2 separate regions of the Homo sapiens genome follow, and region 2 is linked to region 1. A link is an interaction called in ENCODE POLR2A ChIA-PET data of the cell type or tissue named here. Cell type or tissue: A673. All regions are shown on one strand. Each heading gives the region's core, and the rest is flanking DNA. Links, peaks and the distances in the headings are about the cores only. Region 1 has its middle 140 kb from the start of MINAR1. Region 2 overlaps ST20-MTHFS (ST20-MTHFS readthrough).

What was found. ChIA-PET counts read pairs that join two places held together with the same protein. Peaks named below come from ENCODE experiments on the same cell type or tissue, not always from the same donor. Only the 100,000 strongest peaks of a DNase experiment are listed, where the experiment ranks them.
Region 2: POLR2A ChIA-PET joins it to region 1 with 5 read pairs; 3 of 35 experiments call an interaction of 5 or more read pairs at or near these places.

The regions. Positions count from the first base shown.
Region 1 is chr15:79,566,605-79,571,136 of GRCh38, reverse strand. It overlaps the pseudogene LOC124903591. Among named protein-coding and RNA genes, the nearest start is that of MINAR1, 140 kb to the right of the region's middle. In A673, for the core only: no CTCF peak of the experiment used is centred there; no DNase peak of the experiment used is centred there; H3K27me3 peaks cover 538 bases.
Region 2 is chr15:79,879,297-79,883,564 of GRCh38, reverse strand. The region is part of intron 3 of ST20-MTHFS (ST20-MTHFS readthrough); the gene reads left to right. All of the region lies in intron 2 of MTHFS (methenyltetrahydrofolate synthetase), which reads left to right. Among named protein-coding and RNA genes, the nearest start is that of MTHFS, 16 kb to the left of the region's middle. In A673, for the core only: no CTCF peak of the experiment used is centred there; a DNase peak (open chromatin) is centred at 2,084.

The sequences.
Region 1 (4,532 bases), core at 248-4,247:
ATAGATACGAACAAGTACTAGTGACTCATCCGACTTTACTTTTCTAAAATTCCTTATTAGTCAACACAAGTTTTGTTGACTACAATATAGCTCCTTTGCTTGGCCTGATAGATGTTTCAACAAAGATTGAACACTGAGATCTTACCATTTCCAGCCTGACAGCTTATCTTCCTTCAGGCCCGTTATTAAGATTTCAGAAGCTCCTCCATCCATCCAGGAACACACTGATATCGCTTTAGGTGAACGGTTTCCATGGAAACTAATCTCTTTGATTTGTTAATCATTTCTCTCCGTGCTAATGTCAGCAAGTGACCGGTTCTCACCCTGTCTCCTCACTCTAGCCCTGATCCATATGGATTAGGATGCAGCTATTGGGGGAACCTGGCCATCCCTGACTGTGAAGTTAGCCATCTCTTCTATACTATGTGTGGTTCTGCAGAGTAGAGAGAAAATAGTCTCTATCTAGACATCATCTAAGAGGGCAGTGCAGTTTGGTTTTAAATCCTTGCCATCCGACCTTTGGCACATGGTATGTTTGGCAAGTTACCAAACCACCACATCTTCATCTATGAAGCGGAGATAAATCCTAACTCATAGGACTATTGGGGGGATTAAATGAGGTGAGATATTAAAAGTAGGGCAACAGTAGCTTGCAATTGCTGGTATTGTCATTATTACTGTTCTAGGAATAGTTAACTTTTGAAGGAGGCAGTTGATCTCATTACCAGTATCTTCCTGAGGCGCCCTGTTCTGTGACTTTAGGCTTTTACTTTGCAACAGGGAGGAGGGAGGGAAACCCACATACATTTGCGTGGGGCTGTGATTATAAATACTATAAGGGATAATAAGCCTTGGACAAGTTTTTAAAGTGAACATGTAGCCTGGGCTCCTGTTTCCTGCTCAGGAAGGAGAAGTGTCACAGTTTCCTGTTGGCTGCACCTTCCCCTCTGCCCCACCCAGGGACCTAGAGATTAGGCATCCTCCCTTCCTCCCCACTTCTCCCTCTCCCTCCTTCCTCTTTTCCCTTTCTCCTACACCATCTCCCTTTCAGGTATCTGTTACAGAGAATGTAGGCAAATCACTGACCCATTGTGCATGTTCAGTTGAGAAACATTGCTTTTTTTTTTTTTTTACTGTTTCTTTTTGAGACTGAACAATTGATGATTGACTGACCATGCTTCTTTGGTGAATTCTTTGGTCTTGTCTTTTGCCCAATTGACTTGCTATTTAGGATGTTAGTTTTTTCTTGGTAATCATTTTGTAGTTGTTTTAGTAAGAATATTTTCTGGCATGTTTTTCAAAACTTGTCCCTGTTTGCTTTTAAATGGGCAATACAAACATGTACAAAATGCAAAATATTCAAAAGGCTTCATAGTGAGATAAAAGGCTCTCTCCATCCCCTGGCCCCATCACCCATTGTCCCTTTCCAGAAGCTGCTACAGGCACACCTCACAGATATTACAGATTTGCTTCCCAACACCGCAATAAAGTGAATGTCATAATAAAGCAAGTCACATGAATTTTGTGGTTTCCTAGTGCATGTAAAAGTTATGTTTACACTATAATGTAGTCTATCAAGTGTGCAATAACATTATATCTAAAAATGTACATATATTACTTAAGAAATACCTTATTACTAAAATATGCTAATGATCATCTGAGCCTTTGGCAAGTCGTAATCTCTTGTTGGCAGAGGGTTTTGCCTTGACATTGATGACTACTGACTGATCAGGTTGGTGGTTGCTGAAGTTTGAGGTGTCTGTGGCAATATCTTAAAATAAGATAACACTGGCCAGGTGTGGTGGCTCACGCCTGTAATCCCAGCCCTTTGGGAGGCCGAGGCGGGTGGATTGCCTGAGGTTGAGAGTTCGAGACCAACCTGGCCAGCATGATGAAACCCGGTCTCTACTGAAAACACAAAAATTAGCTGGGCATGGTGGCAGGTGCCTGTAATCCGAGCTACTTGGGAAGTTTGAACGATGGAGGCAGAGGTTGCAGTGAGCCAAGATTGCGCCATTGAACTCCAGCCTGGGCAACAAGAGTGAGACTCTACCTTAAAAAAAAAAAAAAAAAAAGATAACATGGATGTTTGCTACATCAATTGGCTCTTCTTTTATGAAAGAGCTCTCTGTAGCATGCAATGCTGTTTGACAGCATTTTACCCAAAGTAGAACTTTCAAAATTAGACTCATTCCTCTCAACCCCTGCTGCAGCTTTATCAACTAAATCCTTTGCTGTCATTTCAACAATGTTCACAGCATCTTCACCAGGAATAGGTTCCATCTCAAGAAACCACTTTCTTTGCTCATTCATTCATTCATAAGAGGAAACTCTTCATTCATTTAAGTTGTATCATGAGATTTTAGCAATTCAGTTACATCTTTGGGCTTTACTTTTAATTCTAGTTTTCTTGCTATTTCTACCACATGTGCAGTTATTACCTCCACTGAAGTCTTGAACCCTTCAAAGTCATTCATGAGGACTGGAATAAACTTTTTCAAAACTCCTGTTAATATTGATATTTTGGTCTCCTCCCTTGAATTACAAATGTTCTTAATGGCATCTATGGCATTAATTAATCTATCAGTGGCAGCTATATAGCCTTACAAAATATGTTTCTTAAATAGTAGGACTTGAAATTACTTTTTGACCCATGGATTGTAGAATGGATATCGTGTTAGCAGGCATGAAAACAACATTGCTCTCCTTGCACATCTCCATCAGAGCTCTTGGGTGACCAAGTGCATTGTCAATGAGCAGTAATATTTTGAAAGAAATTTTTTTTTTTTGTAGGCAGTAGGTCTCAACAGTGGGCTAAAAATATTCAGTCAACCATGCTGTAAACAGCTGTGCCATCAGCCAGGCTGTGTTCTTCCATTTATATAGCACAGACAGAGCAGGTTCAGCCTGATTCTAAAGGGCCCTGGGATTTTCAGGATGGTAAATGAGCATTGACTTCAACTTACAGTCACCAGCTGCATACCCCTAACAAGAAAGGCAGCCTGTCCTTTGAAGCTTTAAAACTAGGCATTGCGTTCTCCTTCTAGCTATGAATGTCATCCTAGATGGCATCTTCTTCCAATATAAGGCTATTTCATATACATTGAAAATCTGCTGTTTAGTGTGGCCACCTTCATCAATGATATTGGCTAGATTTTCTGGATAACTTTCTGTAGCTTCTACATCAGCACTTGCTGCTTCATCTTGTACTTTTATGAAGACAGCTTCTTTCCTTAAACCTCACGGGCTAACCTCTGGTAGCTTCCAACTTTTCTTCTGCAGCTTCCTTACCTATCTCAGCCTCCACAGAATTGAAGAGAGTTAGTGCTTTACTCTGGATTAGGCTTTGACTTGAGGGAATATTGTGGCCAGTTTTATCTATCTAAACTATTAGAAGCTTCTCCATAGCAGCAATAAGGCTGTTTCACTTTCTTATTGTGTAAGTGTTCACTGGAGTAGCACTTTTAATTTCCTTTAAAACCTTTTCCTTTGCATTCACAATTTGATTAACTGTTAGACACAAGAGGTGTAGTTTATGGCCTGTCTTGGCTTTTGACATGCCTTCCTCACTAAGCTTAATCATTTCTAGCTTTTGATTTAGTGTGGGAGATGTGCAACTCTTCCTTTTTACTTGAACACTTAGAGGCCACTGTAGAGCTGTTAAGTGGACTAATTTCAATATTGTCATGTCTCAGAGAACGGTGAGGTCCCGGGAAAGGGAAAGAGACAGAGAACAAACAGGTTGTTGGTGGAGCTGTAAGAACACACACACAACATTTATTGATTAAGTTTGCTCTCTTAGATGGGCATGGCTTGTGGTGCCAGAAAACAATTACAATAGTAACATTTAAAAGATTACAGGTCACCAGTCACCATAGCAGATATAATAATAATAAAAAAGTTTGAAATATTATGAGAATTACCAAAATATGACACAGAGACATGAGTGAGCACATGCTGTAGGAAAAATAATGCTGATAGACTTGCTTGACACAGGGTTGACACAAACTTTCAATCTGTAAAGATGCAGTATTTGAGAAGCACAATAAAAAGCAGCAAAACAAGGTATGCTTGTACTTAATATCAGAATCTTGTGTATCCTGCCTGATATATTGCATGCATATACAGATTGTAAGAATATACATATATATGTAGGAGTCTATATATTACCATATTTATATATATGGTAATTTATATAAATTTGTTTACATCTAGCTTTTTCACTTAATATCTAGCAGACCATTTTATATAAATTTTTATAGAGCTGCTTTATTATTTATAATGACTGTATACTTTTCCATCCTATGTTTGGACTATATTTAACCATCAAATATCGATGAACATTTAAATTGTTTCTAATATTTTCTATCACAACACGGCTGCAATGAATATATTTATAATACATGGGTTTATCTGTGGAATATATAATCTGGAAGTGAAATAATTAAGTTAAAGTTTGATAGATATGATAAGATTACCTTTTATGGAGGTGATATGAACTTACACTCCCTACAGAAGTGTTTAAGAGTATC
Region 2 (4,268 bases), core at 1-4,000, 310 kb before region 1:
TTCCGTAATTCTTATGTACTTGGCACTTTACGTATATTAGCACGTTTTATTAATTCTTTTTGGAAGTATATCCCTTTTCTTTGCTGATAGACTCTTTCGGAGCAGAAACCTTCTTCTAAATCATTTGTATCCCTGGTACCTAGTCATATGGTTTATGTTGTAGACTTTCAGTAAAAGTTTCTTGAGGTGAAGCTAACAGTTTTGAATTCAAAGCGTGCCTGTATAAATGAATAGATTATCAACACTTTATAGCTATGAAAGAAAATCTGGATTTAAAAAACTGTGTGCATGTACACAGGGACACATTAAAAAGTATACTAGAGTCAGTTGTTTTATAAGGCGCTGTAACTTGTTGTTTTTAGAGACAAGGTCTCACTCTCTCACCCAGACTGGAGTGCAGGGGTGTAATCATAGCTAACTGTAACCTTGAACTTCTGGGCTCAAGTGATCCTCCAACTTCAGCCTCCTGAGTAGCCAGGACTACAGGTACACACTACCATGCCTGACTAATTTTTAAATTTTTTGTAGAGACACGTCTACTCTGTTGCCCAGGCTGATCTTGAACTCCTGGCCTCAAGCAATCCTCCTGGCTTGGCCTCCCAGAGTGCTGGGATTATAGGCGTGAGCCACTGCACCCAACCAACATTTTTTATATTTGTGAGTAAAGAGTTAACATCGGTCCCGGACTAAGCTGGGCCTGCCTGGGGGAATAACCTTGAAACTTATCTTCTCTCAGCACTAGTTTTGGGGAAGCCATAGAGTTGTGATAATGTGGGATGTACCTGTACCTGCCTGTTACTGTGTGCTACTACACCTGAATTGGGAGCTGTGAGTTGGCATGGAAGCCTTGGGTCTGTGGAACTAGATCTGTATAAAAGATGGGCAGGAAATGGGAGTTGCAGCTTCTCTGTGTGAAGGTGACCTATGTGCCCCTTGGCTCTTGCTGCACCCTGTGTGAGTGAGGAGGCAAAAGAAGCAGTGTACTGAGGTAGCTGCTGGGCCCTGGATGAGGTAAAGATGCTGAACCTGCCATATCTCCTCTTCTGTGTTCTTCTGTAAGGCTAAGTACATGGAGTAATACTTAGATTGGTTCCTGAGCCCGAGTGCTGTAACAGCTGCTGGGTCAATGTGGTATTCTCAATCCAGTCTCTGGGTTTGTTTTTTATTTTTTGTTGGGGGCAGGCAGTGCAGCTTAAATAACAGACATTTATTTTCTGACAGTCTGGGTATTTTTAATAATATTCTGTGGAGACTCTAACACCACTGGTCCCACCAGTGACTGTCAGCATGTCTATGAGAATGCTTAATTTTTACTAAGCCAAGAAATAAGTAGTTATAAGATCCTACATGGTATGATATTTTAATATGAGTTACAGCTTATCTTCTCATTGAAAGTGTTTCCAAACCTTTAACACGTGTTTCTTTAGCTTAACAAAAATCGTTCTCACTAATTGTATTTGAACTTTTGAAATAAGTTATGACTAAAAGTAAATGAAAGCAATTGTAATTTTGGAATGTGCTTTTGCACATCGCACATGCCATTGTAGGCATTTTGGGTGACCTCCCTCTCTGGACAATTGAGAACATTGCCTCCTGAGTTAGGCACTGTGGGAGGGAGAGTGAACCCTTACTGTCCTTGCTTCATCTTCTTTGTTTTCAGATAGGATAACTGCAACCCAGGGAGGCTGTCACTTCCCCAAGGACACACAGGCAGTTAATGATAATGCGAGGTCACCCAGTTCTGGTTTCCACTCCAGTGCCCTTTGAAGTGCCATTTTTCTTCACACTTCATTCATTAATATTGCTTTACTACCTAGATTTTCTCTCTCTTGACAGCATACTGCATTAAAACCGTTATTCATGGAACAGGTACCCTTGGTAACTGTATGCATGGGAACATTGTCATATTTTCCCAAGGAAGAACTTGGACTGAGTCACATGTATCTAAAAGTACTCTGGTCTCAAAGTTAAGCTTTTTTTTTTTTTTCAGTCATTTTGTATTCGGCTAAATACACAGGAAGAACCAGCTACAGCTTTGATTTATAACAGGGCCTTTCATTTGAATGAGAAGTGCACCCATGATAGGCTTCCTTGGACCTGTTCCAGAATTGTCTATTTTATCTTTTGCAGCGGCTTTAGAATATATCCTCATTTCAGAGAATGGTAATTTACTTCTTGTTAACTCCCAGCCCATTAAGATTAAAAGACAGTTCCTTAGGGGTTATGCCCTGTTATTCTTGCCAAGATGGGCTAGCCTGCTAAATGTTCTACTCAAGCATAATGATTCATTGAATGTACTATTGAACACTTAACTGTCTTTAAAAGGACTAACCCAGGTGACTTAAACCTCGCTACATATAGAACTTCAGGTGTTTAAACTGCTTTTCCAATTCAATTTTTATTTTATCACCTTAATTGAGACATTAAAATGTCTATTAGGTTTCTATGTTTTTGTGTATACATTTAATTCAGAGGAAGGGCAGAATTTTTAAGAGGAGTGAAGTTGGAATTAGAAAAAATAAATTCTTTTTTTAGTTTATTGCTCTGAACCTTAAATTTCAAGCTAGGGTAGTAAAGACCTGTGTGTAAATGAATGCCCAGCTTAAATGCTGCCTCCTCCAAAAGTCTTCTTAGATTTCTTAGTCATATTTAAACACTTCCTCCTGTGTTTTCGCCCTGTATTTTGACACCTCAGCATACCTTTTGTCATTGGATTTGCTTTATTATATCCTATATATGTAGTTTAAAAGTTTTTTGTTTGTTTTTTTTTTTTGCTTTACTACTTGCAGGGATTAGGAGTCCACTATTTAATAGAGAACCCCATTTCATTTACCCCACTTTATAAAAGGTTAGAAAAGTACTCTCCATATTAAGTTTATGGCTTCATGTAACTTTCACCTGATGGTCCTTTAGAGAAACATATAAATAGTCTTCAAACATTTTTTTTTTGGTGTGTTTGGGCTTAGCACAGTGCCCTGATGAATCTGAGGTACCATCTCTTTCTTCAGTAACTTAAATATCCTTTTTAAAGTACAGCTGAGAATTGTATATTGAGTGAATGACTGATAGTATTGCAAAGAAATGCAGATATAATAGCACATGATCCATCAATGTTTATCTTTTATGTTAATCGTCATCTACAAAACCAGATTGTATTGATTATTATCCATAAATAAACAAGCAGAGGCCGGGCGCAGTGGCTCACACCTGTAATCCCAGCACTTCAGGAGGCTGAGGAAGGCGGATCACAAGGTCAGGAGATCGAGACCATCCTGGCTAACATGTTGAAACCCCGTCTTTACTAAAAAATACAAAAAAAGAAAAAGAATTAGCCAGGCGTGGTGGTGGGTGCCTGTAGTCCCAGCTACTCAGGAGGCTGAGGCAGGAGAATGGTGTGAACCCAGGAGGCAGAGCTTGCAGTGAGCTGAGATCATGCCACTGCACTCCAGCCTGGGCGACAGAGCGAGACTCCGTCTTAAAAAGAAAAAAAAGAACAAAAGCAGAATAAACTAATTTACTGTTGGATGAAGTAGGCAGCAAATCATGAGATGGAAATTGAACAGAAACAAAAAATATCTTCCTAACTGCCCATGTCATTACTTTGGGTTAAAGCAGTCAAATCCACTGTAAAAATTTAAGTGTTCTTTGGGTGTAGTGACACAGGGAACCAGAATCACTTGTAAGAAGTCCTGTGATTAATTAAAAAACAAGAAAGAGCTAGGAAAGAAATTTTGATTTTAGTCAGAGTTTTGTGTGTATATATGTGTGCATGTGTGTGTGTATATGCATGTGCTGTGTATAAAATGGGTCATGATGTTTTTCTTACTGAGTTTCTAAAATGTTTGAAAGCCACTGATTTAGGCCTCTGCTTCTCAAGAAGGCATGCATCTATTACAGGCCTTATTGGGTAAATTTTCTTCAACTATTAATTTTACTTCAACATTTTAGCAGAAACAAACCAGAAAAACAAACATATAAACATACAAACCACACATTAGTTTTATAACAAATACAATCACAAAGGTAGCATATAGAAGATAAATAAAATTCACAAATTTTAAGGAAAAAAATTAGCTGGGCATGCTGGTGGGTGCCTGTAATCCCAGCTACTCAGGAGGCTGAGGCAGGAGAATTGCTTGAACCCAGGAGGCGGAAGTTGCAGTGAGCCAAGATCACACCATTGGACTCCAGCCTGGGGGACAGAGTGAGACTCTGACTCAAAAAAAAAAAAAAAAAAAAAAAAGGGTAATAATTTAAAGGTAAAACAC